Regions from separate parts of the Mus musculus genome. Here all the other regions are linked to region 2. The links are chromatin loops, found by intact Hi-C in ENCODE. Cell type or tissue: heart. All regions are shown on one strand.

Region 1 (4,000 bases), 270 kb before region 2:
ACAATAAGAAAGACATTAAGAAAGTTATACCATTCACATTAACCTACTATATGTCTGTCTGTCTGTCTGTCTGTCTGTCTGGGAATAAATAAAACCAAAGAAGTATTGTACCAAAAAAGTACAATAAAAAATGTAAGACACAAGACAAAGAAATTAAGATCTCCCATGCTCATGGATCGGTAGGGTTAATTTTGTAAAAATGGCTGTCCTAATAAAAGAAATCTACAGATTCAATGCAGTCCTTATGAAAATTTCAATGCATTTCTTCACAGAAACTGAAAACAAAAATCTTAAGTTTCATTTGGAAATACCAGAGACCCATTATAGCTGAAACAATCCACAACAACAACAGCAACAACAACAACAGCAACAACAAGAACAACTGTTGGGAGATGTCACCATCCCAGATCAAGCTGTACTACAGAGTCACAGTATTTTTATAAAGGCATAAACATAGGCTCATTGGTCAAGGAAATAGAATTGACTCATATATAAACTTTTGTAACCAGCTATAAGCTTTTCAATTTATCGTGATTTTTGAACCTTAGATAATGTATATGTAAAATAGGTATCATGTACTTTATGCCTGGAATTTAATGACTATCAGGTTGGAGCACACAGGACCCTCTATCCTGTTAGTTGTACTGAACTATGGCTTGAGGGTATAGAGCTGTTGTCTACCATCACAGAGAGCCTCTGACACCTGAAGATACACGCTCTAAACTCTCTGTTTATTCTGCAAAAAGATGGGGCTGGTCTGGCTTAGAAACAGCTAAAATGCCTAACAGTTCTGAGCTCCAGTATCCTTTGGAGTAAAACACAGGGCCATCTTCAGTATTATGAGTCTGTCCAGTTCAATGCCCTGCAGGTCCAAGTTCACAGACCTCATGTGGCAACATACTTATGCCATTTGGGGCCGACGTAGGGATATACATTGATTATATTTGAAAACCTAAGAAAACTGATATGCGGAGGTGGTAAGACATTATCTGTCAGGTTATACAACCTACCATCTGTTTACCCCATTCTTGCTCTCATGGCCCATGGCAGGCAAGCCTCTAACTACCTGGAATTCTAGTCCTAGCAATAAGCTGATCTCCCAATATGCTGTCCTTAAGCTTGTTAGATCCATAAAAATACAGGACAAAGCCCAAGTCAGTTTATGAGGATTTTGGAAAATCAAGTCATTCTGTACCCCATACGCTGATAGTCCCATAGTGCTCACCCACATGGCACTGCTCCTATAGAGCCTCTCCTGGCAGCCCCACCTTGGCTCTTAGTCTCATCCTCTGGGCCTATCAATGCTCAGATCCAGCTCTACACACCCCAGGATCACCCTGGAACACCACTGGGCCTTTATGCAAATGTGTGCTATTCAAAACATGGCATGGATGAGTTTGGCCCTGCCTTGAAGACTATGTTGTCCAGGAGAACATGAGGCACATGTTACACATCATGGCTGAGTTTGCCTGACCTCCCAAGGAGGACTTAGCATCAGGAAACCCCAGCTTGTTGGAGCCTGTGGGTCCCTTCATGCAACACCTTATCCATCCACGGCTATCATCAAAGTACTCACAGTCTTCATGTTCTCACCACTGCACATAGGCTTAGGGTTTGCTCACCCAGTCAGGAGAGGGAAGTGGATATAGCATCCCCACCCTTCCCAACTCCTGTCTCATGATGCACTGAGTAAGAAGCAGAAGAAGCAGAAGCAGAGACAAAGCCCCAGCCTCCAGGTCTCGGTTTCTTCCCAGAGTTCCTTGCTGCTCCTAGCTATGGCTTTCTCCCAGGGCCCAGGATCACTTCTGCAGAGGACAGCCCAGTTGCTTTGGTGCTCATTTGGCAAGTCTTCTGACAAAACTGGGGCCTGCTTTTTGGGCCTCCTGGCCAGGTCCTATTTTGAATCCTTGTTCCGGGTGAGGGAGTGGGTGCCTGCGCCTGTCCTGTTGACTGTGATGGCTCCGACTTGGGGCCTGCGTGGCTGTTGGCTTCCATTGTCCTCTCTCCAAGGGAGCCAATGATGCTATCACAGGCCCATTGTGTGCTGGGCGGGCTGCCAGGCGCCTGCTCCACACAGGGCTGTGCCACATCCCCACTTTCCTGGAATTCAAGGAGTAAGAGTCACACCAGCTCCTGATTCACTCCCCAGTTATTTCCAGCTTCGTTTTTTGGGCTCCCCCTATAGCAGTGTTTTCTCAGGAGCAAACTCTGGTGCAATGAAACTACAGAAAGTCCACATGCTGTACACGGGGTGTTTATCAAGAAAACAATTGTAGAAAAAGACTCTGCAACTTTGCCTAATAAAATTCCAGTGTGGGAAGGAGATGGGACTGACCACAACGAGGGTCAGGTTTCCTCAGAAATGCTGACTGACTGCATAAGGCCAAGGGTGATGCGTCCCTAGACACAGGCAATAGGTCATTACATGTCCTGTTGTTCACATAGCACTTTGCTAAGAACTGGAGAGACCTTTAAACTTCCCCTTAGGTAATGTATGAAGTACACCTTTAACTAGACTCATCTCTCTAGGAAAAAATATTTTAAAGCAACAGCCTAAATTTTGGTGGTGGACATTTTGGGGGTTGTAATTTTAGCTCCATTAAAATTGTAGGTTTAGTTAAGGGGAGTAGGGAGGCCCAGCCTGGTCAGTGGAGAGGGATTTGCATTGACTGACAGGTCCACCCTTCCAGATCACTCCTGGGTGGCTTCCCAGTGGACCCTAAGGCTAGCTTCCCCTCTTGAGAAGTGTCACATTTAAGAGAGGTTTTTTTCTTGCCTCTGTCCCCCAAGTTCTTAGTCCTCTCCTACGTCTTGGTAACTTAAACCCAAGGTGGATGATCAGGCCCTTGGAGCAGGCTCACCTCCTTGAGAGGGAGTGATGGGGATGAGGCAGACCTGTGGCCAAGCTAGGCTGGACCATCAACACCCTGCTTTGAAAACTGCGATGCCTGGAGATCCAAGGGTGGCTAGACAGATCATAGGAAGTCCAGAGATGTTGGAGTTGAACGATCCTTCCTCCCTTGGCTTGCCTATGGTGTTCAGCCCTTTGTAATGTTATTCTTCACAAACAGCTCAGGGGCATGTCACAGTGATCATGAGTGTGTCAGGGAGGTTTCACCACCTCAGCACATAAAAAATCCAAGGGCTTCCTGAATCAGAAAAGTGGGGAGCAAGGACATATGCATGGATATGAGGATACTTGCTTGAGCACCCCAGGGCCACCCCATCTTCAGCTATTCCTAATCCATACCTGTTCTACTTGCAGTCACTCCGTCTTCAGGCACACCCCTCTTGAAGCTATCCTCTACTTATAACCATCCCTCCACCTGCACCCATCCTCCCCTTTAGTGTTCCTCACTTGTACCCATTCCCCTACCTGCACCCATCCCCCTACCTGCACCTGTCCCTCATCCTCTACTTCCAATCATCATTACTTGCAGCCGGCTCTATCTGGGCCCACTTGGCTGGATGAACAATAGAGGGACTTCAGAAGAAGACACATTTCTTCTGCAAACTTCTATCCTGTGGCTTTAACAACTAGAAGAGCACAGGAACTTGTTTTAGAGGCATGTCCAGATGCTGATGTGTGACTCTCAGGCCCTGGGGCTCCACACTATCTGAATAACCACTTTCCTTATCCAAGGGGATGGAGAGCATGAACCTAGACCATTCATAGTCTCTAAGTGGTCCACTAGCTGACCCACCCCTAATGGTTTCCTTTAAAGCAGATTGGCCTTCTAACATTCAAGGGGGAAATAGTTACTTCTCTAAGCTTTCATTTTCAATAGTTCTGTAGTAAAAATCCCACTTTAATAAGCATAGGGCCAGTATAAAAATCCCCCAGTGAGCCATCCAAAAGAATACAGTCATGTTTCTTTCCAGTTTGAAGGTGAGGATGCTAGAAGGGAGTAGGGGTCTGGCAATGGGGGAGGGGGACTCCCCAGGTGCATATGAGTCTCTGTTTCCTCCTGCAGAAAAGGAGGATTCGATTCATATGACA
Region 2 (4,000 bases):
AGACGCGTGCTCAGGTCCGCGTCGCTACGGACCAACGAACTGTGCAGAAGCGCGGCCCTGGCTGGCAGCGCGAGTTCAAGAGCTGCGCTGCGCTGCTGGTGGCCCTGAGCCCCTCGAGGGTGCTGTAAGAGAACACGCTACACCCGCAGGGGACGAAACTCAGCCTCACCACTGAACCTATAGCCAAGCCATGCACTTCGAGCTACTTGACCGGTCTTTGAGAGTTTGCTGACACACGCACCACCCGAGTGAACCTCTTGCACGGTCAACTCCGGGACCGCGCTGCCCTTCGCCTCTGGAAACATCTGGGCGCCGGTAGACACTAGCTGAGTGCAGCTGGCGCGCTCCGGGGCCCAAGCCCCGGACACAATCGCCCACGCTTCCATTCCGCGCCGAACCCACTCTTGCCCAACAATCCTGCGGGTCCTCCCCTGCAGCCCTCTCTAGGTCCTATGGCCGCACTTCGCAGAGCACAAAACCTCGGTGCGACCCGTGGGACACGGGAAAGGGCACCCGGTGGGAGTGCGCCCTGCAAAGTGGACTGCCCCAAGTTCGCTTGTAGTGAACGGCGCCGACCGAGTTCTTTCTCCGCGACTTCGGCGCGGGCAGAGGAACCGCGGACCCGAAGGAGCTCCGGCGCAGAGCTGCGAGCCTTTCCCGGGCCCGGCCGCGGATTGCACTCACCGTCACTGATGCAGAGCGCGGCCAGCACCAGGGCCAGCACGGCGACGACCTTGGCGTCCATGGCGTGGGCGGGAGGGCGCGCCGGAGGCTGCAGAGCTGGACAGCAAGAGGACACCGAGGTGGACCGAGAGTGAAAGTGCGGCAGCGGGAGGCGAGCGCTGGGCGCTTTAGAGGCGAAAACCAGGCGGGGCGGGGCGGGGCTCATCAAGGGGCGGGCCTGGAGTGTGGCTGGGGTCTCTGACGCGCATCCCCTGCGGAGCAGCCGCCCTTCCAGTTCCCTACCTACCCACCCCCTTCTTGGCGCCCTCAGTGTCCGCGGCTCCGCTGGGTGCTGAGACCTTTGATCTTCCCAGTCCCCAACTTGGGCGGGCTCTTTGGACCTGAATTGTAAAGAGGCTGGGTCGTAGAGCTTAATGCTCCCATCCTGCAGATAGAGAAACTAAGGGGCTGTCAAAGGCACAAGCCGTGAAATAAGAACCTGAGAGACGAAACAGTCTGTTTCGCCGCATCCAAAAGTTGCCAGAGTACCCTTTCTTTCGTGCCAGGAACTTAAGCTGACCCACCTCATGTCCAGGGTGTCTGTGCCGCAGTGGACTGCTAGGCTTAGGGCAACGTGGACCAATCTACAGTTAGAATAACTTGGATTCCCAGCCAAAGTCTCACTACAGTCATTCCCGGGAAGATGCATTCTAACGTAGGGCTGCGCTACCGAGCAAAGAGACCAAACAGGTCTCCCAGAGATACTCAGTATCGTGAATTTTCTTTGCCACCTCCCCTCTGTACCCCTATTCTCTCGACTGGGGGTGGGTGGATGGTACGAATAGTGGGTGGGTGATTACAACTCTCACCCTGCAGAATGGAAACGGAGGAGAAATGACTGGGTCTCACTCCCGCGAAACGTCCTGATTCTCTGTGCTTGGTTTTAATGTGTGTTCAGTTAATGGAAGCTGGAAACAACTTCTTAAACTTCAGTGTTTCCTGCCTTTCCAGAAGAAAGTCCAGTGTTCTAAAAAGGACCAAAGAGTTCCCTAAGGCCCCGCTCCCTAAAACCCTGCTTCAGAAAGTGGTCATTGGCGCTTTACAAATAGACCCATTGGTGTTCAGCCCTGCCAATAGATCGTTGTGTTCCACTCTGGTCAACCAAAACAACCCCAACCCGGGTGTGGGGAGACACGGGGGAGGGGGCAGACTGAATCTTGGAGGGCTAGAGGCTTTGGGCAGCGTCCTTTGGACCTTCCACTGCCACAGGCAGTGTTGGCCATGCTTCGACCACTTTTCCCACATAGCCAATTAGCGATTTGGATTCTGTTATCATGTTCACCCAAGGGAGTGCACAACAGAGACTTGCCTCTGTCTCAGGGCAATCTGGGAATCATATTTGTGAAGCAGTGGCCAGGACCTTTGGGCCTGGGGCTCCACCTAGGGACTAAAGAAGGGTGGAGAAGGTCAAGAGGAAAATGTTCCAGCCATGAGAGTATCTTAAACAATTCCGCTAAGCACTTTGCATCCATTCATTTGTCAGACACACTTTAGGGACTCAGCTTCAAATCTGGAACCGCGCCGACCTGGTCCCTGTGTTTAAAAAGTAGCATTTCAGAGAAGGCAGCCATCCATTTCTACCGGCTTTTGCGCTATCCTGAGCGTTCAGTATGCTAAACTCTGAACTTGCTGGCCCTGTTGTACTGCAGGATCGGCAGAGGCTAGGCTCCGGCGCCCTCTGGTGGTCTTATCTCCCATGCTCCAGTAATCCGAGATCAAGCGCTTGGGATACCTGATGCCTGTAAAACAGTAAAACAGTAAAAAAAAAAAAAAAAAAAAAAAAAAAAAAAAAAAGACCAGATGCTCCTAGGCAAAAGCTCTGAGCACAAAAACTTGTCTGATGCTCCCATTCAGTACATCTCTGAGGCAAGGCAAACCTCTCCTGTAAGTTTGTCCAAAGCAGGTAGGTGTCCAGATCTCTTGGTGTTTGCTATGAAATCGGGAGAGAGGGACCCACTCACAGCCAAGGAGTGAGGGTGGGGGGAGGGGTGTCCTGTGCAGGCTAAGAGCAAAGCAGAGGCCAACAAAGACTCTGGCAGACTGAGGCTCCAGAACAGAAGCCGATGCGGGCCACATCTGTCCCTACCCTCCAACAAGCATTCACTAAAATACGTTCAGTAGGTCCTCCTACGATGAGCTAGGCATGCACTAAGAGTTCGAAATATTTAAGAGAAAAAAATCCCGGGGTAGGGAAAGAAGGAGATGTTGAGCAACATAAAAGCCAGCCATCTAACATAAGTCACATAAAACATAAAACGCCAGTGAGTGGAGCCACCGCAGTAAGCGCTTAGGATTCAAATAGGGTGGCCAAGGACCTGGATTTTAGATTTTAAAAAAGAAAAAAGAAAACTCTACGATTTTACACTTGGTGAATGATTTTTATTTAAAACCATGTCCACTTTAGAAGACTCCACAAAGAAAGAGATGCGGGGTGGGGTGGGGTCGTGGGGGTTGGTCATAAGCCTTTTGAATTTTCTCTATGCTCAACCAAAGAAGTATCTCCCAAGCTTGGGGCTACCTTTGTTTATGCAACAATCTCTGCTCGGTTTCACCCAGTTCCTCTGTGGGAAGCCTTGTTTCAGGGAAGGCACACAGGCAGCTCACGTCTCTGTCAAGTCTGCAGGTCTCCTCCACACAGCAAGGGAACAATGGGGGGTGGGGGTGGGGGGGAGGCTGCTGCTCATTGGTCACTATCCCTTGGCCACTACTCCTTGGCTTGTGGTGTAGACTATCCAGAAATCAAGATGGGAGCCTGGAGGCTGACTTTAGAGTTACAAAACAGGCATGTCTGCACGGCCAGCCTCTGGGTCCCTGGTGCAAGCATCTGCCCCTTACCCCTCTGCTTGGCAGCTCCCTGCAAAGTTCACTGGCTAGCCTTCCCAGGTTGGCTTCTCAGGGCACAGTCCTCATTTGCAGTGTAACTGCTAAGATAACTTCTGTTGTCTCTTTCTGAAAGCAATATTATTATGGTCTTTTAAAAAAAGACAGCAATAGTGCACAGCAAGCAGTTGCATCGTGATACTTGCATGCATGCATGTAATGCATCTTGAGGACAGACACTTGCATGTGTGCATGTAATAGGCCTTGATGATATTCACCTTCCTATTAGTTTTATCCCCTCTTCTTCTCCTCACTTCCTCCTCCTTCTTCCGCATGCCCTGTAGTGTCGTGGCTTCCTTTTCTTCTTTTCCCTATATTCCGCATATGAGCGGAAACAGGCAATGCTCATTTTTTATGAGATTGAACGTATGTTCCCTTGCCAATGACATGGTTTCAC
Region 3 (4,000 bases), 400 kb before region 2:
GCCACACGACTGGCGCTCTGGTTGTTTACTCTGATCTTTGCAAAGCGTCAGTCAGAGCTGAGAATTTCCTATCACTTGTATTCAGTAGAGTCCTTTATCCTGGGGAATATCAAAGTGTGTATCCTCATTGCTGAGAAGTAAATGACCCGGTCTTCTCTGAGGGTGAAGTGGCTGGGGGTGGGTTAGAAACGGAGGCAGGGAGGAGGTGAGACAGCCAGGCTCCTGCTCACTCCTAGGATGGCTGGTGCACAGATTCCCCAAGCTAAAAGACCATTCTAAGTTGAACTGAAGGAAGACAGTGGTGGCCCCGGAGCAACGAAGTAGCCCTGACAACCTAAAGATGGCCTTTCTGTATGCAACACAGGAAGCTTCTCTAATCGCTTCAGTCCTTTGCTTCCATCATGAAGTCACCTGCATCATAATCAGGGATTGCAGAAGTTTGTAACTTACAAACTTCTGAAATAAATCCTCTCCAAACTCCTGGACTTGATCTCCATGCAACAAACAAACAAACAAACAAACAAACAAACAAACCTGTTCCAGATTGTCCAGGTGCCACAAGGTCTAATTTGAGACATGGACCTACATGGAAAGCCTTCCTGGGTTTCCTGGAAGCGAATGCCAATAGGGAAAGCGATGAGGAGAGCCTTCTCCCTCTGCTCCCGGGCCGTCTGCTTGCTGCATTTACCTGGCGCGGATGGATTCCGACACTCTCAGTTGAGCATCAGCACCATGTTCCTTTGATGTCACTCACAGTCATGGGTGACAGGTTGAAAGCATTTCTGCAATCCCGGGGTCATCTGAAAATTCAGGAAAACTTCAGGTTTCCTGAGCCTCCACTTCCCCAGATGTGGAGCTCTGGGCCTTCAGCTTGAGGGTACCTGGCAGGGAGGGATGGCTTGGGGTGTCCTTGTATCTCCTGACTCAAGCTGGGGACCACATCCTGCAGCTTCCTTTCCAGGACCCTGCACAGTTGAAGCAGCTGCCTCACAGTGGGCTCCACATCCAGTCTCATTTGAGGAGTCAGGATCCTTCAGACTTGTTAGCCTGTCCTTGACAAGGAATCAAGTCCATCCCAAGTATATATATATAAATTCTTTCACCCCATTCCACTGGCCATTCTGAGAGTGAGGTTGGGAGGAGTTATAGATAATGACACTGAGAAAATAGAAGTGGACCAGCACTCACCCCAAGTTTTGATCGTCACTTCTTTAATTACACTGGTGCCTTGAATACTGTCACCCTGACCCCTCCAGCATAAAATCTCAAGTCGAAGCCATCACAGATTTCTGGTCTATCATTACAGTGAACTCCCAACTGCTTCTCATTCTCAGGTTCCCAAGGGCACCTCAGGATGGCTGTGCTCTCACTTCCTCTCTGAGTCCTTTGCCTGTTACCGACTGGAGCTATTTATCTTAATAAACAATCCGAAGTTGTAGTTTTACTTAAAACAAAGCAGAAACAGGATGCAGAGAGCAACGCAGCCGCTCACTGTAAAGGGCTGTCCCGGGAAGGCTGACTGCGCAGAGGTGACTGGGTCATGTGCTAGAGGTGATGATTTTGAAGAATTCAGCAACCAGGGGGGGACTGAGTCTGATATGACGATTAATGAAAATTAAAACAGAGGCTATTAAATTGTACCACTTACTCTGTAATTTCATGAAAATAATAACAAATCATGTCAGGGTGGAGAAGTGCCGACATGGAAACAATGGCTTTGTTTCAATTATGGGATTAGGGTGAATTTTTTCTTCCAGTATTCTCTGATTTCTCTGGAATGTGGTTCATAGCCTGGGAACAATGCTCTCCCCCAGCCCCCTCTTCAGGAATTAAATGAGGTAATTATTGTAAGGTGCATTTTCCTTTGTTTCTACCTTTTCTCTTACCTCATTGTATCCCTATGACCTTGTCTTGGAGGAGTGATGGGGTGGGCGTGGGCTGATGGTGCGAGCCTGGGCTAGACACTCCCCCTCCTGCCACCTCAAGGCATGCTTGGTTTTCTTCTCTTTTCCTTTTTCTTTTTTCCTTTCTGACTATGCCAACCTCAGCCACACCTAAACTGCCGCGGGAGACCATCCTCAGGGACCCACGTTGGGAACCACGTGCACCTGCGGGGTGAAGGTCTCCATATTGCTTTCCCGGAACTTCAATCCTGTCAGAAACAGCTTTGCTGCATGACAGTTTATTGGGGGAAGGAAATGTCGCAGGAATTTTTAGCAATTCGGCATGTTGCAGAAGTTCACATCTCCTCTCTGACACCCACTCAGATTTCCAGCCACAACGGTGGTCCAGCTCTCGGCATGTCCGACTCGGACTCCCACTCCGGGGTTCCGCAGTCATTCTGGGTTTAGCCGCTTTGTGATGGACACTTTCCAAGTCTCCAATTTTGTTTCCTAAATCATTTGCGGAGAGGAAAGAGGAATTTTGATTTTGTTTTGTAAAGATGAATCATCTTTTCTTCATGACCCAGTGAAGGCATCTTTGAAAGTCACCTCTCCTGGAGGAGGCTTAGAGAGTGCCAGGTCCACTCCAATGCTATGCTCAGAATTGGAAAGGTCAAAATTCTGCATGAGGGGATTCTGAACACACTTCCTATTTTCTTCCAGGAGTTGGCCTAGATAACTGACCATTACAGATATGTCCTATGTTCTAGCCTCAACTCACTGATATAAAGGGGCCTTGGAAATATATCCCAGATACTGATGTTAGCATTGACTTTAGTATTGCTATAGCAGGCCACTGGAAACACTCCAGATGTTCAGAGAGCAGGGTGCAGAGCAGAGTGTGGCATCTGCATGAACCGTTCCTATGTGTGTACCACCTTAGACATGCACAGAGGGTTTCTGCATGTAGTGCAGACTGGTAAGAGGAGGAGCTGAAAGGCAGATGAGGAGGAAACACCAGCGTTATCCAGAGTTGCTGTGGTCCTTTGCAAGTTGTTTGTACACACACAGGCACGTCTTGCTGGGAATGCTAGGAGACTTTTCCTTTTGGTTGGTTTTCCTCTTGGGAGTGCAGCTTTCTCATTTTCTTCCATCTGCATTAAAAGGGGGAAATAATTTCCATGCCTAGATCTCCGGCAAGCCCTCTCCCCATTCTCTCTTAAATTGCTTCAGGCTGCTGTGAGCACATTTCAGGCTTTGCTTTGCTTTTTCTTCAGCTGCTGTATTCTCTGGGGCTTCCCTTTGGATTTTTTTTCCCTTCTGGCTGAGAACTCACTCCATCACTCCATGCGCCACCTGCAAAAAAAAGGTGGCAAGAAATTTAAAACACCAACAGCAGAAAGCTGATCTCTCCTCACCCCCAACCCCAAGAGCTTGAGAGGGGACATTTCCATAAACTTCAGCCTTGTGCAGGTAGGTGCCTTGGATGGGCTGAGTGTTGAGCAATAGGCTTTGAAGGAGTTTGGTTAAGGGACCTGATGTTGTTTACGTGGATAAGGAGTACCTGGTGTGAGTGATGGGCCAGTCCGTCCTTCACACTCAGGTGCAAACACATCCTCTTTATTTGTGTGCACACAATGTACGCTGACACCAGCCCCCCTCCCCCCTCCAATTCCCTTTCCATGAGATCAATGGCATGCTGGATCTCATGGCCTCTGTACATCTAAAAGGTACCTCAGCCACTGCTGCACCCCTTGAGTTCATGGCCATGAAGCCATCCCCAGGATGCTGGGCTTGAGATCTATAGAAACGCCGTTCATTCTAGACCATTGGCCAGATGGAATGCATCCTTCCAGTTTGCTCTGTGGTCCTGAACGACATGTACAAAGGCACAGGATGTTTTCTTCCCTTAAACAATAAAGGAGACAAAGTTTGCTCGTGTCATTTGCTCTGCGGTTCAACTCTGACCTTCTCAGGGTCAACAGGATCTCGCTCATTCTTTGCAGACGGTCTGGGTAGTATTCATAGGCCTCACTGTAATTCACTTTCAAACCTCTTTTTTTTTCTTTCTTTTCCCTTTTCTCTCTCCTTCCTTTTGTATTTTTTCCTACTTTCAT
Region 4 (4,000 bases), 590 kb before region 2:
AAAACAAAAGCAAAATTGAAATAAAGGAAATGGGGGGGGGGCATGGAGAGAAACATTTATCACCAAGAAAACAGGCTGGGAAGAAAAGAGAGATTCTGTTTGCTTCTTTTGAGATAGAGCCTTTCACTGACCTGGAACTTGCTGTGTAGGTTAGGGCTGGCTGATGAACAGGCTCCAAGGATCTGCCTGAGGTTGTTAATATGACCCCAGGCCCTCACGTTTATAAAGAAAGCACTTTACCAACTCCTCATCCCCCGTCAAAAGAAGGGCCAAGGAGCATGCTTGGTGATATGGGGTGGGAATGAGGCAGTTATGGAGATATGACTTTATACTTTAAAGCACTATGTGTGTTACTCTTATGTAGACATGCCATCTCCTAAGAAGATAAGTTCCCATTGTCCTTTAAGAGGGTAAAGGGTAACAAGCAATTCAGCAGCTTAGCATGGATTAGTCTCACTAAAGTTTTTAAAAGAAATATATATAAAATATATATCTCACATATATACATATATATGATATATAGCACACACATATATATTACACATACACACATACAAACAAATCTGCCTCCCAACTCTGTCATCTATGCAGGTATGTGTGTGCTTGCTCATGAATATGCATATGGGTGAGTGTGTGCTATAAAGGATGTGGAGGTCAGCAAACAACCTTGAGTGTTGGTTCTCTTCTTGCCTCTATTTGAGAGAGTCTCAAAATTTGGAGAATTTGCCTGTCTCTGCATCTCAACTCATTATAACATTACTGAGACTGCAGACAAACTATTGCATCTGCCTTTACTTGGTCAATAGAGATCTGAGCGCAGTTCCTCTGGATTGTTGGGCAAGTTCTTTGTGCACTGAGCTATCTCTCCAACTCTCAACCCTCACATACATACTGCACAAATCCGCAAATCCACAGTGCACTACTAGAGATCAGAGGGCAACCTAAAGGGGTAAGTTCTATTTTCCTACCACTGGGTCCCAGTAATCAAACCTAGGTCCAATTCCTACCACCAGCATGGTAGTTCACAATTATCTGTAACTCCAGGAATCTGCCATCCTCTGTGATCTTCATGGGTGCCAGGTTCACACACGGTGCACAAACACACATGAAAGTGAACCATCATTACATGTAAAGTAAAATAATAATGAAAATAAAAATTTTAAAGAAGAGTTCTCCTTGTGCGGTGGTAAGATAATACAGGAAAACATATGACCATTTGTGACACCAGTTCTAGATGGTCCAGTGCCCTATAAGAGGTCCTAGATGGACCAGGCATGGCTATGATACACAGACATACATGCAGAAGGATTCAGGAGGTCAGAGAACACTCATACACTTAAAATAAAATTTAAAGCACATACATATACATACACACATATACACATGCATACACATACACAAAGAGACAGACAGGGATAGAGAGAGAGGGACTTTGGGGAGGTTAGTTGAAGTAGAAACTATTCTGAGCAGGCAAAGGATATTACATGAAGAAGAATCTTTTATATAATACCAGAATTTAAATTTTTCTTAGAAGATGCAATTAAACACAAGCACATCTTGAACATGGCATGGACAATGAATAAGGGTTACCCCAGAGGCAGGGGGATCCCTTTTGGAGAGCTATCATCTCACAGTAAGGAGGGGGCTGAGGGACAAGTCAGTCACAAGTAGAGAAGCTGTCTCCTGGGTTTTCCTGAAGGTCTGAATGGGAGGCACAGACATGTTTGTATATAGACATTTGGAGCAAGTTGGGTTCAAGTTTCATTTCAGATACTGGGGTTGAGGTGCCGTGGGTTACCAGAGGCATTTCCAGCATGCCTGGACTTTTCTGCTTGGGAACTCACTGTACTGGGAAAATACTGAAAGAGATGCTTGGAAGTGTGTGTGTGTGTGTGTGTGTGTGTGTGTGTGTGTGTGTGTGTGTGTGTAAAGTAAGTGCAGAGAAACTCCCTGGAATCTACCAAGTATGACCCAGAGATGACTCCTAGTAATGGGGAATACTGAGCCTGACACACTCTTTCTTTGGAAGAACCTTCCATTCCAGCTCAGGGTCATGGGATGGGGGCGGGGGGGGGGGGGGTCGAGGCGGGGGGAGGGGCGGTCATAAGTCAGGTTCAGCCTCCCCGAGCACATGGGAACCTTGGACTTCTCTGAAGAGTGCACTACACTGGAAACTGGTACGTTCCATTCACAATTGGCCACCACAGACATTCCTTATTACTGTTTGTCTGGAACCTTCCCCTGTAACTTAAATCATCGAACAGTCAGGGTTAAGTGTTCGTCTACATATTTCCAGAAATTTTGAGAATCCCACCTTTAGGAAAGTGGTACTGTTAAATTTTTGTACATTGAAAAAGTGTACTAAAATATATCACTAACAAACGCTTACTCTATTCAGAGAAACTTTTGCCCGTTTTAAGCTAGAAATGCCTTGGGATCGAGCTACAGCATTTCTGCAGCTAATTATCAGCGGCCAGTTTTGGCGCCCTCTGATGGCATACATGGGTAACTGCAGCACTCCCTTGTTAAACCCATTAACTATTTCATTTTTTTTAAAAGCCAGGATTAAAAAAAATTAAAAATTCTTTTAATTTAATATACATAGAGTGGATTTCACTCAATTTTTAAATAATATATTTTGCTAATGCTTTAAAACTGGATAAAACAATATATATATATGCCACAGAAATATAATAATGTAAACATTCTGGAAAAATAGCATACAGTGATAATTAATGATAATTATATTTTTTCATTTATTCAAAAATGAGTAGAAACCAACTAATAGTATTTTATTTTATGTGTATGGGTGTTTTTCCTGCATGCATGTCTGTGTGCCATGTGCATTTAGTGCCCACAGAGGTGGGAAGAGGGCATCAGATACACTAGGGATGACGTCAGAGGATTGTGAGCTGTCATGTGGGTACTGGGAATTGAACCTGGGTCCTCTGAAAAACCAGCCAGTGTTATTGGTCACTGAGTCATCTCTCCAGTCCTGCCCTGCCCTCTTTTAACTTCACAGTGTATTGTGAACTTTTTCTCTGTCTATAGTAAATGTATAATTGAATCACTTGTCAGTTTCCGGATAATTATCATTCAATTTTTGGATATATATCACAATATAACAATGTTTATATGCATGCTCTATAGAGCAAATAAGTCCAACCTTTAAAAATATCAAATTTTAGTGTTTAGTGTCTGGGGAGATTGAGTTACCATTGTTTCTGAACTAAGTCTGTGTTGCATTTTCTTTTAGGCAGGAGCTCAGCTGGGTTCAAGAGAGAGAGGTACAGTGGCAAAGCATGGGTTTGCCAGATGTGCACCACAAAGGCTGTGGGGGGGGGTTGAAGCACGAGGTTGGCGTGGTAACAACCTGACAGTGGGAACCTAGTGAGCTGGGTGGAGACGTTTCGGGAGCTCCAGGCCAGAGAATCTCCAGGAGATAAAACAGGTCAGCCTTTGCCGGCCAGTGCATGGCCAGCCAGGCTGCCAGGGCAGAGGCACTACTGTGGGAGCGTGCCGGCTCTACTCTTTAGATATTTCCTTCAACAGAGACCCTGCCTTAAAAAAAAAGGATGGAGAGTGATGGAGGGACCTATGTCAATTTTTGGTGTTTGGCCTCAACATGCATGTAGAGTGGCCACACACACACACACACACACACACACACACACAGAAAGAGAAAAAATATGTGCACAAAGGGTCTATACCATTCCCAGCACCTGACAGGTGCTCAGAACAATCTTGTTGACGTTTGACAGTGCTCTTCTCAAAGCCATGGTCATAGAAGTGAAGTTAGTCCCAAGATACCTTCTGACTGCACACCGTGGAACCCCCTCTTCTTCTCAGCTGTTTCTAAGGGCTCAGACTAGACGGACTTGGCTTTCATGAGAGTCATTTCATAGTACCTGTACTGAGCTCAAGGCTAAAGAAACCCCTGTATTTATCATCAATATCTATGAAGCCAGTAGCTTGGATAAAGGTGCTAAGATTCACATTT
Region 5 (4,000 bases), 200 kb after region 2:
CTCATTTTCTCTGCAGTCCCCCATACTCCTGTGGACCATAGAGGTAGCTGAGCTAACGCAGGCGCTTTGTAACTGGACCTGGAGGACACAGCTTTGGCAGGTTCCTTTGAACTTGCCCCTGGATGCTCTGCTTTCCTGGAATCATCCATACCACATCTCCTCATTTGTCCTGTGTGAGGAGACTCTCACACGCAGTGAGCGTTCTACTGCCTCCTGGTTTCAAGAGGCTACTGGATTGGGTACTCTGGGAAAATAAGTTAGAAACCACCTTCTAAAGCCAGTTCTGTCCACAACATTCTACACTGGAAACAATCTAATTGAAAACATGGGACCATTTTCAAACTATGCTGGGTTATCACAGCCTTAATAGAAAGATGATTTGTTAAACATCTGTGTTTCACATGGTCAAAGCCAGAGAAAATATGTAGCTAGAAGCTACATTCATTCCACATCTGCAACTAAAATGGTCCTCTGTTATGCTCTCTCGGGAAGGATCTATCCTCATGACCACACGAGAGCCCAAAATATATTGCACCTTCTTTTCCTGTTATGCACTTTATTTTCATTAAGACTTTGTGGACTCCATTCCCATGATGTAGTAAATGTTCTCCATATTTATTAAACACAGACAGCACAAAGATGTACTTGGTCCCCTTCATTAGACAGATAATGAAACGGAGATGGGAGTCTAACATCTGACTCTCTCTGCACCATTCAAGGAATCTAGGGCAGAGGTCCTGTTCTGAGAGCATGTCTCAGATTCAGTGTCAGATCCATCTCACATATAAAATCATGGGCTAGTGACAGGGTGTGGCTGGGGTTTGTGTGATAAACAGTTTGGTCACCTAACAGAACACTAGCTCTGCAGATGTGAACAAGTGAGCCAATGTTCAAATTAGTTCAATACACAATCAGTTTTATGGCATCCAGTAATTCTTGGTATTTTTTTTTCTAAAGAATTACTAAGTGGGCAGGATGCAGCTGTTTAAAGACAGCCTAAGGTTCTATGTCCAAATCCCAAAATACCAAGATGGGTTCTTTACACACAACCAACTGCCTGCAATCTGAAAAGTTTATTGGGTGATTTTTTTCACTTGATTAATTTTTTGTCTTTTATGGGAAACTCAGGCAAGGCACTGGTGTTGATACAAAGCAAGCTATCAGCACCAGAATAGCAGTTGGCATTCTCTGAGCCCCTCCTATGTGCAGTGCTACAGTGCTACAGTGCATCTTGTAAGTGTGTCTTAACAAGCTCTGCAGGAAATCCTCCTTCAGACTAACTTCTCAAAACCTAGATGGAAGCAGCAGTAATTGATGAATAAAGTGGCGAATAGAGAATGCTTCCCCCACCCAGTGTGCTCAGCAGCCACCCTTCCACCCATTTATTCCCTAATTGAAATGAAGCCTGATGTAGACCAATCATCTTATGGGTCAGTGTCACTAAGAGGGTGGGGAAACTGTGTGGTATTTATCAATATGTTATTTGCATATTGTAACCTAGAAATGAATGCTGATGCACTAGTCTATTCAGTAAGCCAGATGGTATACTCATGCTAGGTCTTGTCTCCTACTTATTGTCTCTAATATTTTGAAACATATTGATTTGATAATGTCATATCAAGTCTATCTCCCCTTTGTGATCATTTATTGCACCAGATTCTATTCCAAAGTGTCTTAAGTCTTAGCACATTGTTCTCAGCACTCCAATAGCACCGTGGTTAATGAAGTCACAAATGACATTGTTATAGCATATTAAAAAGTTATATTCAAAAATTCTCATATTCCAGAGTACTCAGGGAAGTTTTGGAGTTTCTGTCCTGAAAGGGAAAGAACAGCAGAGCTTATCAGTTGCAATAGCCAAGGCAGGCAGGGTGAGCTGGTGTTTGGCGCCCCCTGGGCTAGAAATGACTTTTTTTTTTTTTTAACGTTTGAGTTTCTACAGGTTTGGGGAAAGAGTGGAGAAATAAATCCATGGACAGTTGCCTCAAAATAAAAATCTAAAAACCATGAAGTAAACATAAATATGAGAAAGATCACAGAGTGGAAACTTGCAACATTGAACACACTAGAAGATGGAATAAAGACTGTAAAATAGCTACATTATCAAACAAAATCTCCAATCCAACTCAATCCCCATCAAAATCACAAAGCCATTTCTCTCAAAATAATCTAAACATTCATATGGAAGCACAAAAGACCTCAGATAGCCAGAGCAATCCCAAGAAAAAAACAATGCTGAAGACATCATAATTTCTGATTTCAATTTTTAGTACTGAGCAGTAATATAGATTTTTAAAGAGCATTCTTCTGGAACAAAAGACTCACAGATCTATAAAATAGAGTAGAATAGAGTCCTGTCTGAACCCACACAGCTGCAGCCAACCATTTTTTTTTCAAAGATGCTGCTAAAATACTGAAGAAAACATGGGCTTTTCCACGAATGATGCTGAGAACACTGGATGTCCACAGGTAGAAGATCCACATCTCTCTTTATAAAAACTTACCTCTAAAAGAATTAAAGACCCCAATATAAGATCTGGAATTCTGAAAGTGTTAGAGAAAAGAAGTGTAGAATATAGTTGGAGACATTGGCATACACAGGTGCTCTCAACTGCTGAGGGCTCTCAACATTTGCAGGCAGTCATAAAATAACATCAACAGCTGACAAGTGGGGTCTCCGGTGGCTAAAAAGCTTCCAAACCCAATGGAAACAGTTAATTGGGAAAATGATACAGGAAGAAGAAAATCTTTGCCAGTTGTGTGTCTGACAGAGGATAGATGCCTGGAATATACAAACAACAACTTTAATGACAATCAAAAAGTCAAAGCAACAAAAGCTCACAGGAAAATGAAATACGATATCAAAGAATCCAGTCAGTAAGTAGACTAGTGGAATGAGCAATTTTCCAAAGAGGAAACAAAGGGCCAGCAACAAGTTCAATGGGATGAGCAGTTCTCAAAAGAGGACACAAATACATAGTAACAAGTTCAAACTCACCAGCCCTCAGAGGTCTCTCAGTAAGCACATAGTAGGATGTTCAAACTCACTAGCCATCAAAGGTCTCTCAGTAAGCACATAGTAGGATATTCAAACTCACTAGCCCTCAGAGGTCTCTCAGTAAGCACATAGTAGGATTTCAAACTCACCAGCCCTCAGAAGTCTCTCAGTAAGCACATAGTAGGATGTTCAAACTCACTAGCCATTAAAGGTCTCTCAGTAAGCACATAGTAGGATATTCAAACTCACTAGCCCTCAGAGGTCTCTCAGTTAAAACTACACTGTGAGATTCCTTCTCAAGCCAGACAGAATGTCAGTCATAAACGACAACAACAAAAAGCAAAATGAAACAAAAAACTGTAACAGATGCTGGAGAAGATGCCCAGAAGGGAACTCTTATGTACTGCAGGTAAGGAATCAGTGTGGAGGCGTCTCGGGAAAGTAGAAGTCGGTCTGCCGTGTGACCTAGTTATAGCACTCCTGGGTGTTTACTCCAAGTATGGACTGCAAGTCAGCATATCATAGAGATATCTGCAGTCAACAGAAGAACAGTTAGAGAAAGTCTGTGATGGATAAATGATAGACTGTTTTAGCCATAAAGAAAAAGCAACTTTGTTGTTTCCAAGAAAATGGATGGGTTGGACATAATTGTGTTAAGCAAACTAAACCAGTCTAAGCCAAATATGATTTTTCTCATGTGTGGTTCCTGTATTTTATATATGTGTGTGTTGCATAAATGTTATACATACATATGACTTATATTTGTAAATATATGACTATATTTATGCATACATATATATGACATGAAAATAGAATCAAAACTATCTAGAGACTTAGGAGGAGAGGAAAAAGTTGTTGAGTAGAGAGAAGAATATACTCAGAGTGCAATATATATTCATATGGAGATGATCCTGTATAGCATAGTGTCATGCGAAATAAAGATGTACAATAAAAATTAAAAAGAAAATAATTTGGGGTTTCTCAATACTTGCAGCTTTGTAC
Region 6 (4,000 bases), 660 kb before region 2:
CAACAAGGCCACACCTCCCGCAATAAGGCCACACTTCCTAATAGTGCCACTCCCTATGGCCAAGCACATTCAACACACGAACCTATGGGGACCAAACCTATTCAAACCACTGCAGATGGGCACACAGAGAGGTGTACGCAGATGCCCATAAAGAGATGGCGGTACGTGCAGGTGACCTTTAAGAGACAGAGATGCACACAGAAATAGAGATGTGCAGAGACACACAGAGACATAGGGACACATGGCACACAGGCATTTATTTACAGATGGAGGCTTGCACAGATACATAGACAGACATTTCTATGAGACACAAACATAGACATACATACAAAGTTAGAAAGATAAAGACACCCTTGGCTTCTCATGTCACATCTATGCACGGGATAATGAACAGACCAATCTTTTGATCTTTCTGTCATTATCTTTCAAGTCTCTGGCCTCACACCTAGAGAGCATGGTTTGGAAATGAGAGGCTATGAATGATGTCACTTTACTGAGCGCCACAACTCCTGTCTTGTGACATGGCACTTGGATCTGCTTGCTCCTCTTTGGGACAGCTTTGTGTTAGAGCTGTCAGATATTTGCACTTGTTGTCCTTCCCTATCCAGACCCCAGGCCCGACACAGGGTTGTCTGAGTCTGAGTCCCAAGGCTTTCTGACCTTCTGGGGGTCACACCTACATTGCTGTGGGACCTTGACCTGCTCCTTTCATGCCTGTGAGTGCTAGAAATGTCCAGAGAGGAGGCAGGGCACCTCTATTTCCATATTCCCAGATTTCCTAGTGAGTGGTTAGGTTTTAAAGGACAGTAGCCCTACAGCTTTTTATAGCATTGTAAATACTGTTTGGTCTCAGCCCCGACCTTTCTTCCTGACAGTGGCCATTTGATGTGGGGTCCAGGAAGTCTGATCCTACTGACCCTCTGGGGAGCTCTTGTTACATGTAACTCCCTCTGACAGCCCTTCACCTCCTGTTTTATCTCCAGCATTCTTGCTACAGGACTGCTGATCTGAATTATGCTACTGTTATGATGTAGCCCCTACAAGGCAGCAGCGTCTGGCTACACACTTCCCACTAAGGGCGGGAGGAGCCGAAGCTGGAGGATGTCAGGCGCTGGCTTACATTTAGGTGTGAGTGCAGTTGAGTCGCAGTGTTTGCTTTTGACTTTTCTAGCCATGTTTGCAGAGTTAGCAGACTCGGACACCACCGTGACCACGAACTTGCCCTCTCTACTCCACATGCTGCTGCGCCTATCACCCTGCCTTGCTAGCATCTGCTTAAAGCACGATTGTGGGTTTCTCAGCAGCAGGGAACACTACCCGTGTGCAGAACACCTCTGGTTCCAGCACAGCTCACATAACTCTGAGGACAGATTGACTCCTTGCTCCCTTCCTTCTTCCCCTGCCCTTTTGGACCCCCTCACCCCAAAACTAGCACAGCATTCTCAACCTCCCTAACACTGCCACCATTTAACACAGTTTCTCATGCTGTGATGACCCCAACCATATGCATTGTAATGAAAACAATTTTTTTTTTTTGGAGGTAGAGGTTTGCCAAAAGGGTTGTGATCACAGGTTGAGGACTGCTGTAAGCCATGGAATGAAGGCGTTTCTGCCATTGATTCAGTGAATTTTGTGACTCATGTGAATTGACTTATTTTCCTTCTGTGTTTTCTGGACCCAGGGTCAGAGTTTAAATTGAACAATCGAAGCATCTCAAAACTAACTCCAAATGATGGGCTTCAACTTTGGTGGGTGCTGAGCTGAATAATATTATAATGATGTTCCAGCAGATGGCAGCAAAGAGCCACGAAACAGAGTTGCCTGTGCTTACTGGGCTGAACCGCGGAGTCATGGGTGGCCTGCCCTTAGCACAAATGATTTACAACAGTCATTACCAGGGTACACTCAGCCTCACATTTCTTTGTGCCTTCTAGTCTGACCCCAAAGAGCAAGGAAGCAGGGTGCAGGATTCTCCTTTCCAACCCAGGGGTCCTCAAACTACTGCTGGAAAACCAGATTCAGTTTATGTTTGGTAGCCAGACCAGAAATGATTTTTAGATAAAAATTAATTTAGAAAACCATCTATTTATTTTTAATTTATGCATATGTGTTCTCTCAGAGGTCAAAAGAGGGCATTCGATCCCCTGGAACTAGAGTTACAGACAGTTTCAAACAGATTGACGTGGGTGCTGGGAGCCACTGGAGCCTCCTGCAAAAGCAGTAACTGCTGTTAATGACTTACTCTCTATACTTTCGTGTGATTGAAAATAGCTGAAAACGAGACAAAAATCAAGTTTCCGTGTGTATAAAGAAAGTTTTACTTCAACACATTGGAGCTCACTTATTTTCCAGTTACCTTTCCTGTGTCTAACCTACAACGGCAAAGTTGAGAAATCGCAGCAGATGTATGAGTGAAAAGCATTTTCTCTCCTCCTCTTTACAGAAATATGTTGCAGATCGCTGCATCAATTGCCAAGGAGTTCAGTGGACTCCCAACTGTTAGGATAGTTTTGGAGAGTACTATGGGTTGCTGGTGTGCTGTGGGTCCCTGAGAACCCCAGGGGTGGCAGTGATGGATTCTCCTCTTCCAGTTCTATTCAGAGAGCATCCTTGGGGATGCTAGGTCCTGTCAGGCCCGGGTCTGGCTCCAGGACTTGTGGGTGTTTCCAAGGATGTGCTGTTCTTGCTCAAGTACCCCAAGAGTCTTGGTTCACGCACTAACTTTGACCCTGGAATTAAAAGAATGCTTTTGACCTTTCAAACTCCTCTAGCGACAAGTTGAGTATCTCTTAATGTCTTAGCTCTGTCTAGAATTCCTGCTGAGCTGACATCCATGTGAACATTACATAACATATTTGCGTATAGAAATGTCACATGGTATTTCACAAACATGCAATTTTTTTATATGTTGATTTAAAAAAAATCCCAGATGATTTAAAATTTTTGTAAGGGAAATACTTTATGGTATTCTGAATAACAGGTAATAAACTTAGACAAGGTGTTAGCATTCGGTCTAAACTCCACCCTACAGTTACCTGGCAACAGCCAGGTCTGCCTGGCCCACTATAAAAGGGGCTGCTTGCCTCCTCCTCCCTCTCTTGCCTCTCCCTCTTGCTCCCCCTCTCTCCCCAGCTCCTTCACCCCCCTCTCTCCAAATGGTCATGGCCAGCCTCTACTTCTCTACTCTCTCCCTCTCTCTGCCTTTCTCTGCCTCTACTACCCTCTTAACTCCCCTCCCCATGCTCCGAATAAACTCTATTCTATACTATACCAGTGTGTGTCTGGTCCCTCAGGGGGAAGGGATGCCTTGGCATGGGCCCACTGAGACACCCCCTTCCCCTATACCTCCACACCCCCATAGAACATATCTCATACCTCTTTATCTTTTTATAAACACATCACAAGGGTTCACTGTATTCTGAAAACCTGTGCTTGCAACCCCTGGGCAGTGCTCCTGAGTTCCCCATAGAAGCATCCCTCACAGACCAAGTCAGTGGAAGGTGTTTCCATAGGAGAATGGTTCATTACCTGAACTATGTTCTGTGGTACAGCCATAACAACTGATAACATTTTCATTTATTAGGAACTTTGAGAGCCCTTCTTTAGAAAAGATGTCCAGAACCCAACCTCCTTCCCCCCTTCTGCCGTTGTCTATTTAAGGCCCCACCACTTTGCTCCTGAGGGTTACTGAAGCGCTTCTAAGCTGCCCGTGCCCATGAGCGTATGCTTCTCCTATGCTTGGGATCCTGCAAGGTCTTAGACCCGCTGAAAGCAGAGGCTGGAGACCTTTCAGTTATCCACACTCCATTCACCTCTCTCTGACCTCTGATGTATACCCGCCTTATTCCTGTATGATCCCAGTGGCCTGCTGGAGCGCCAGGCGCGCCACTGAGAACACCACACTGATGGCTGCCGGTCGGGGACGCCACTCTTCAGTTTTTCTCCTTCATTCCTTCGCTCAGGTGTAGTTTTCGTCTAGGGGCCAATCTCCACCACAATA
Region 7 (4,000 bases), 400 kb after region 2:
CTTGTGTTTTAAACGCTTGTTTCAAAGCTTGAGGCCTCTAGAAGGGTGTGACTGATAAGGGCATTCACTAGACCCTCAGTAGAAGAGCGTTTGAAGGTTATAAATGGCTCCTTCCCATTCTCCCTACCCCTTGGTGCACCACAACATGACCCGCTGTTCTCCAGGCACACAGTCCTGCTGACATGATGTCCTGCGAGTGCATCGGGCCTGACACCGGAGGACTGAAATCTCTAAATCAGGAACCAAAATAAACCCTTCCTTCCTTCCTTTCTCTCTTCCTTCCTTCCTTCCTCCCCCCACCCCCACCCCCAGAAAAATGACATGTGGTCCTGCCAACGTCTAGGTAAATAATACAAGTGGCTTTGACTGTGCTTTGCCCCTTGAGGGTCAGTCCTTGTCCCTGATAAAAGGCTGCGCCAAGAAGAAGGCAATGCCCAGAAGAAACACGGAGAGCTGATCGCTGCAGGTAGTGGATGGTGCGCATTTGCACTGCAGGGGTTCTCATGAGAAGCCAGTTGTTAAGTTCATCACCCTGCCAACGTAGAAACTTATGCCAGCTACCCATGTGTCTATCTCTCCCTCAGCTAGAGAAACAACCCTTCTTTTTTTTTCAAGAGCAGAAAAACCAGTCTACCTTTCTGATGTCACAAATCTGGAGTGCTGAGGAGCCAAAGAACCATCTCACTGCCAAGGCAGCCGGGTTTGAAACCCTACTCAATGTGTACAAGTTACGGGGAATGTGGAGGGAGATATAGCTTTCCTGCACACACCTGACACCCGCAGCTGTCTTCTGCAGCCTGTGCCTGGGGACCGAGTATCTAACACCTTCATCAGAGGCAGGTGTGGCTCATTGTTTTGTTTTGTTTGTGCTTTCCACCCCACATCCCATTTCAGGATGTTAGGATTTGAAACTATCAAGTAACATCAACAAACTATATGTGTTTTGGAGACAAAGGAAGTGATGAGCCCTGGACTTCTAAGTTTACTGGTATTTGGTTCCCGTTTCCTCCAACTCCTGCCAGGTCCATCCCTTCTTCCCATGGCTCATTTCCCTGATCCATCAAATCATGAAGATGCTCTCTCTAAGGCACAGATTGGCCTCCACAAGCTAAAGGAAATGCTGTCACTGTGTGCACCTTTAGCCTCATGTACATGCGTAGCTCCCACAGGCTCTCTTAGTTCCGTGCTGTATCTACTGACATTCCTCCCTTCTAAGTAAGCAGTGCGTTCTCTGAAGACCTTTAGATACTTACTCAATCTTAGCATTATGCCTGGTGGTTACTCTATTCTGAGACAGCAAAGGAACCAGACTATAAATAGGTCAGATCCCAGCCCTCACCTCACTGGCTTCTCAGGGCAGGAGCTACAAACCCTCTGTGGCTGTGAGCTGCTTTTGAGTCTGCAGGGAGCCCTTAGGTAGCAGCTCACACAGAGAACACTTGTTAGGGCCTTGGGTCTGATCCTGGCCCTGTGGACTCTCCCATTATGAATATCTATAAATGCTTACCAACATGCCTCAGCTGCTCTTACAGCATGCGTTGGTGTGCTTTCAAGGGGTTGGCCTGCACCCCAGCTCCTAAGGTCGGCTCTTACTAGCTTGAGATAAGTGCAGACTCTCAGCCTGTTTAGCACAGACATTGACTGCGAAACATACTTGACCCAAGCCAGTCCTTGCTTCGGTAGGCCGCTGTTGTCAGGGTTTGGAGGAAACCTGTGTACCCCACATTTGATCCCATCAAGTAGAGCCAAGACTTATGGGTGGCCTAAGAAGATCTCACTTTTTCTGCATTGTTTGATGTGAGGCTAGAACAGCAGCAGGCAGCTGGTTGACTAAGTGGGAAAAGAGTCTGAAAACAAAGCCAAACTGTAGAGAAGACAGCCAGAAAACTAGTGACCGTCCAAATCCAGCCAGTCTTTGCACATCTTTATTTCCAAGTTGCTGTGACTTCTGTTCTCTGTTTACTTGCAACGAAAAGCTGTGAGGAGTGTCTCATCCCACAGTCCAAGAAGCAAAGCTGTGGAGCAACCGGGATAAGCTTAGAAGTCGCCAGGGTTGTAAGGAACTTGCAAGAATTAGCATTAGAGGGAGGAAGCAAAGGGAAAGCCCAAGGATGAACCAGAGCACGCCGGGCCTCTGCCGCCCCCTAGTGGACACTGCTGCCGCCACAGATCCTGCGGCCCTAGCTCAAAAGTTGACCAAAGCCCGGTTCTTCACCGGTGCCTCGACATTCCAGACCTAGATCCTAAGGAATTAGTTACCCAAGTGGAGTGCTCCTTCTTTGTACAGTAGGAAAAATAACATCCCCTGTTATCTGTAAGACTGTAATTAGATGAAATAGTCAAGATGAGGTTAACGGGACCTGCCCATATGAAATAACAAAAGGGGGGAAAATGAATTGCTGACGAAAGAAGTTTTGAAAAGTAGCACAGACAAAGAGCCGCGTGATTGATCCACGTCACTGACCGGAGAGGATCCAGGCCATGCCTTTGAAAGTGTGACTGAGGAAGCATATGGCTGCGCAAGTCAGAGCGCCCACCTAAGCCCAGGCTAGGAACCTGGACAGAGGGAGCATTGCATGCACTGGAGATGCAGAAGCTCCTGTAAGCCCCAGAACGATCCATAGATGCAAATGAGGAGATGACCAGGAGAGCCACTGGAGAGGACTGGAGGGAAAGAGACACAGAAAGCCAGGGCAGGTCCTGGCCACTAGCAGGGTCACTGAACCATCAGAAACCCTCGTTTCAGGCAAGGCCGTTAGTAGTTACAGTAAAACGCAGGTCCCCTAAGGCGGTGGTTCTCAACCTTCCTAATGCTCTAACCCTTTAATACAGTTCCTCATGTTGTTGTTACTTCATAACTATAATTGTGCTACTGTTATGATCATGATGTAAATATCTGATATGCGACCCCTGTGAATGGGGTCACTGTGAAAGTGGGTCACGACCCAGAGGTTGAGAACTGATTCCCTAAGAACTCATACAGGCAGAACCTAGATAGAGCCATCTTGTCTGTAGCCAGGATGAGAGTGAAGCTCAACAGCAAGCTCAGAGGTATATGCAAGGATACAAAAACAGTCACCACAAAATAAGAAAAAAAAGTAATAATGTATAACACCCAATAAAAAGTGTCTGTGCCTTCCAACAGGCAAGATGAGACAGAAGCCCAGTGAACTGACTGCCAATGCACAGCATAACACAATTGGGTGGGAAACAAATCTTGGAAAGAAATCTACAACCCCAAATTAAGTTAAAAAGCAAGAATGCTCTCATGACTTCAGACCAGTCTATGACTTCAACTTCCCTTTTAGAAACCAAGACAAAGAACATTAAATTAGATATAGAAGAAACAGAAGGGAAAGAAGAAGCAAAATAAGATAATACATTACTACAGTAGAAGACAGGAAAACAAAAAATTATGACCTGGAAAAAATTTTTAGACAGTCAATAAAATTGACAAACCACAGGGCATGGGGGGGGGGGACACCTTTTATCCTAGTCCTCAGGAGACAGAGGCAGGAGGATCTCTGTGAGTTCAAGGCCATCCTGGTCTACAGAGTGTGTTCCAGGACAGTCAAGTCTGCATAGAGAGATTGTGTCTCAAACAAACAAACAACAAACCCTGATAGCCCAGTGGTCAGATTGTTGGAGGAGAGGGAGGAGCAAGAAGAGAAAGGGAAAGGATGGGAGGGAAGAGTGGCCCAGCTGCTAACAGAAGAGGGATGCTGGCAGCCCTGCAGATTCTACAGATGTCCAAAGGAAAATAAGACAATGTTATGAAAAACTTAATATATTGATAAGTTAAAGTGTCAAAGCCCTTGAAGGAAATGTGTGTACTTAAAATAAAACACACAATGTTAAATAATCCTATCTCTGTTATTATACATTATACTTTTATAAAAAATCCCACATAGAAAATCTCAGCTTCGGATGGCCTTTCACCTAACATTGAAAGGTTAGTTCATTTTGATTCCAGTCTTCCAGGAAATTGTACAGAATCGAC

What was found. Hi-C counts contacts between places; a loop is a spot of excess contacts. Peaks named below come from ENCODE experiments on the same cell type or tissue, not always from the same donor. Only the 100,000 strongest peaks of a DNase experiment are listed, where the experiment ranks them.
Region 1: it touches region 2 in a loop (2.8-fold over the local background); 12 of 42 quality-filtered maps call a loop at or near these places.
Region 3: it touches region 2 in a loop (2.5-fold over the local background); 6 of 42 quality-filtered maps call a loop at or near these places.
Region 4: it touches region 2 in a loop (7-fold over the local background); 9 of 42 quality-filtered maps call a loop at or near these places.
Region 5: a loop joins it to region 2, with 4 times the contacts of the local background. A loop is called at or near these places in 12 of 42 quality-filtered maps.
Region 6: a loop joins it to region 2, with 6 times the contacts of the local background. A loop is called at or near these places in 40 of 42 quality-filtered maps.
Region 7: it touches region 2 in a loop (6-fold over the local background); 14 of 42 quality-filtered maps call a loop at or near these places.

What each region holds. Positions count from the first base shown.
Region 1 is chr6:117,436,000-117,439,999 of GRCm38, reverse strand. No RefSeq gene overlaps it. Among named protein-coding and RNA genes, the nearest start is that of 6820426E19Rik, 57 kb to the left of the region's middle. In heart, a CTCF peak has its summit at 2,165; a DNase peak (open chromatin) is centred at 2,009.
Region 2 is chr6:117,165,401-117,169,400 of GRCm38, reverse strand. It overlaps Cxcl12 (chemokine (C-X-C motif) ligand 12), which reads right to left and starts at 866. Exons shown (of 3, transcript NM_021704.3): 1 at 685-866. The coding sequence starts at 745. In heart, CTCF peaks have their summits at 2,160 and 2,383 (motif pointing left); DNase peaks (open chromatin) are centred at 890, 1,970 and 2,360; H3K4me3 peaks cover 2,374 bases; H3K27ac peaks cover 1,316 bases; H3K27me3 peaks cover 1,414 bases.
Region 3 is chr6:117,570,354-117,574,353 of GRCm38, reverse strand. Gm9946 (predicted gene 9946) reads right to left here. Exons shown (of 3, transcript NR_168036.1): 3 at 2,025-3,239. Among named protein-coding and RNA genes, the nearest start is that of Gm9946, 13 kb to the right of the region's middle. In heart, no CTCF peak of the experiment used is centred here; no DNase peak of the experiment used is centred here; H3K4me3 peaks cover 199 bases; H3K27ac peaks cover 625 bases; H3K27me3 peaks cover 394 bases.
Region 4 is chr6:117,757,191-117,761,190 of GRCm38, reverse strand. No RefSeq gene overlaps it. Among named protein-coding and RNA genes, the nearest start is that of 1700030F04Rik, 7.4 kb to the right of the region's middle. In heart, a CTCF peak has its summit at 2,493 (motif pointing left); no DNase peak of the experiment used is centred here.
Region 5 is chr6:116,964,519-116,968,518 of GRCm38, reverse strand. No RefSeq gene overlaps it. Among named protein-coding and RNA genes, the nearest start is that of Gm36873, 170 kb to the right of the region's middle. In heart, a CTCF peak has its summit at 1,877; no DNase peak of the experiment used is centred here.
Region 6 is chr6:117,823,392-117,827,391 of GRCm38, reverse strand. No RefSeq gene overlaps it. Among named protein-coding and RNA genes, the nearest start is that of Zfp637, 16 kb to the left of the region's middle. In heart, a CTCF peak has its summit at 1,775 (motif pointing right); no DNase peak of the experiment used is centred here; H3K27me3 peaks cover 2,201 bases.
Region 7 is chr6:116,766,045-116,770,044 of GRCm38, reverse strand. No RefSeq gene overlaps it. Among named protein-coding and RNA genes, the nearest start is that of Gm36788, 7.2 kb to the left of the region's middle. In heart, no CTCF peak of the experiment used is centred here; a DNase peak (open chromatin) is centred at 2,044; H3K27ac peaks cover 924 bases.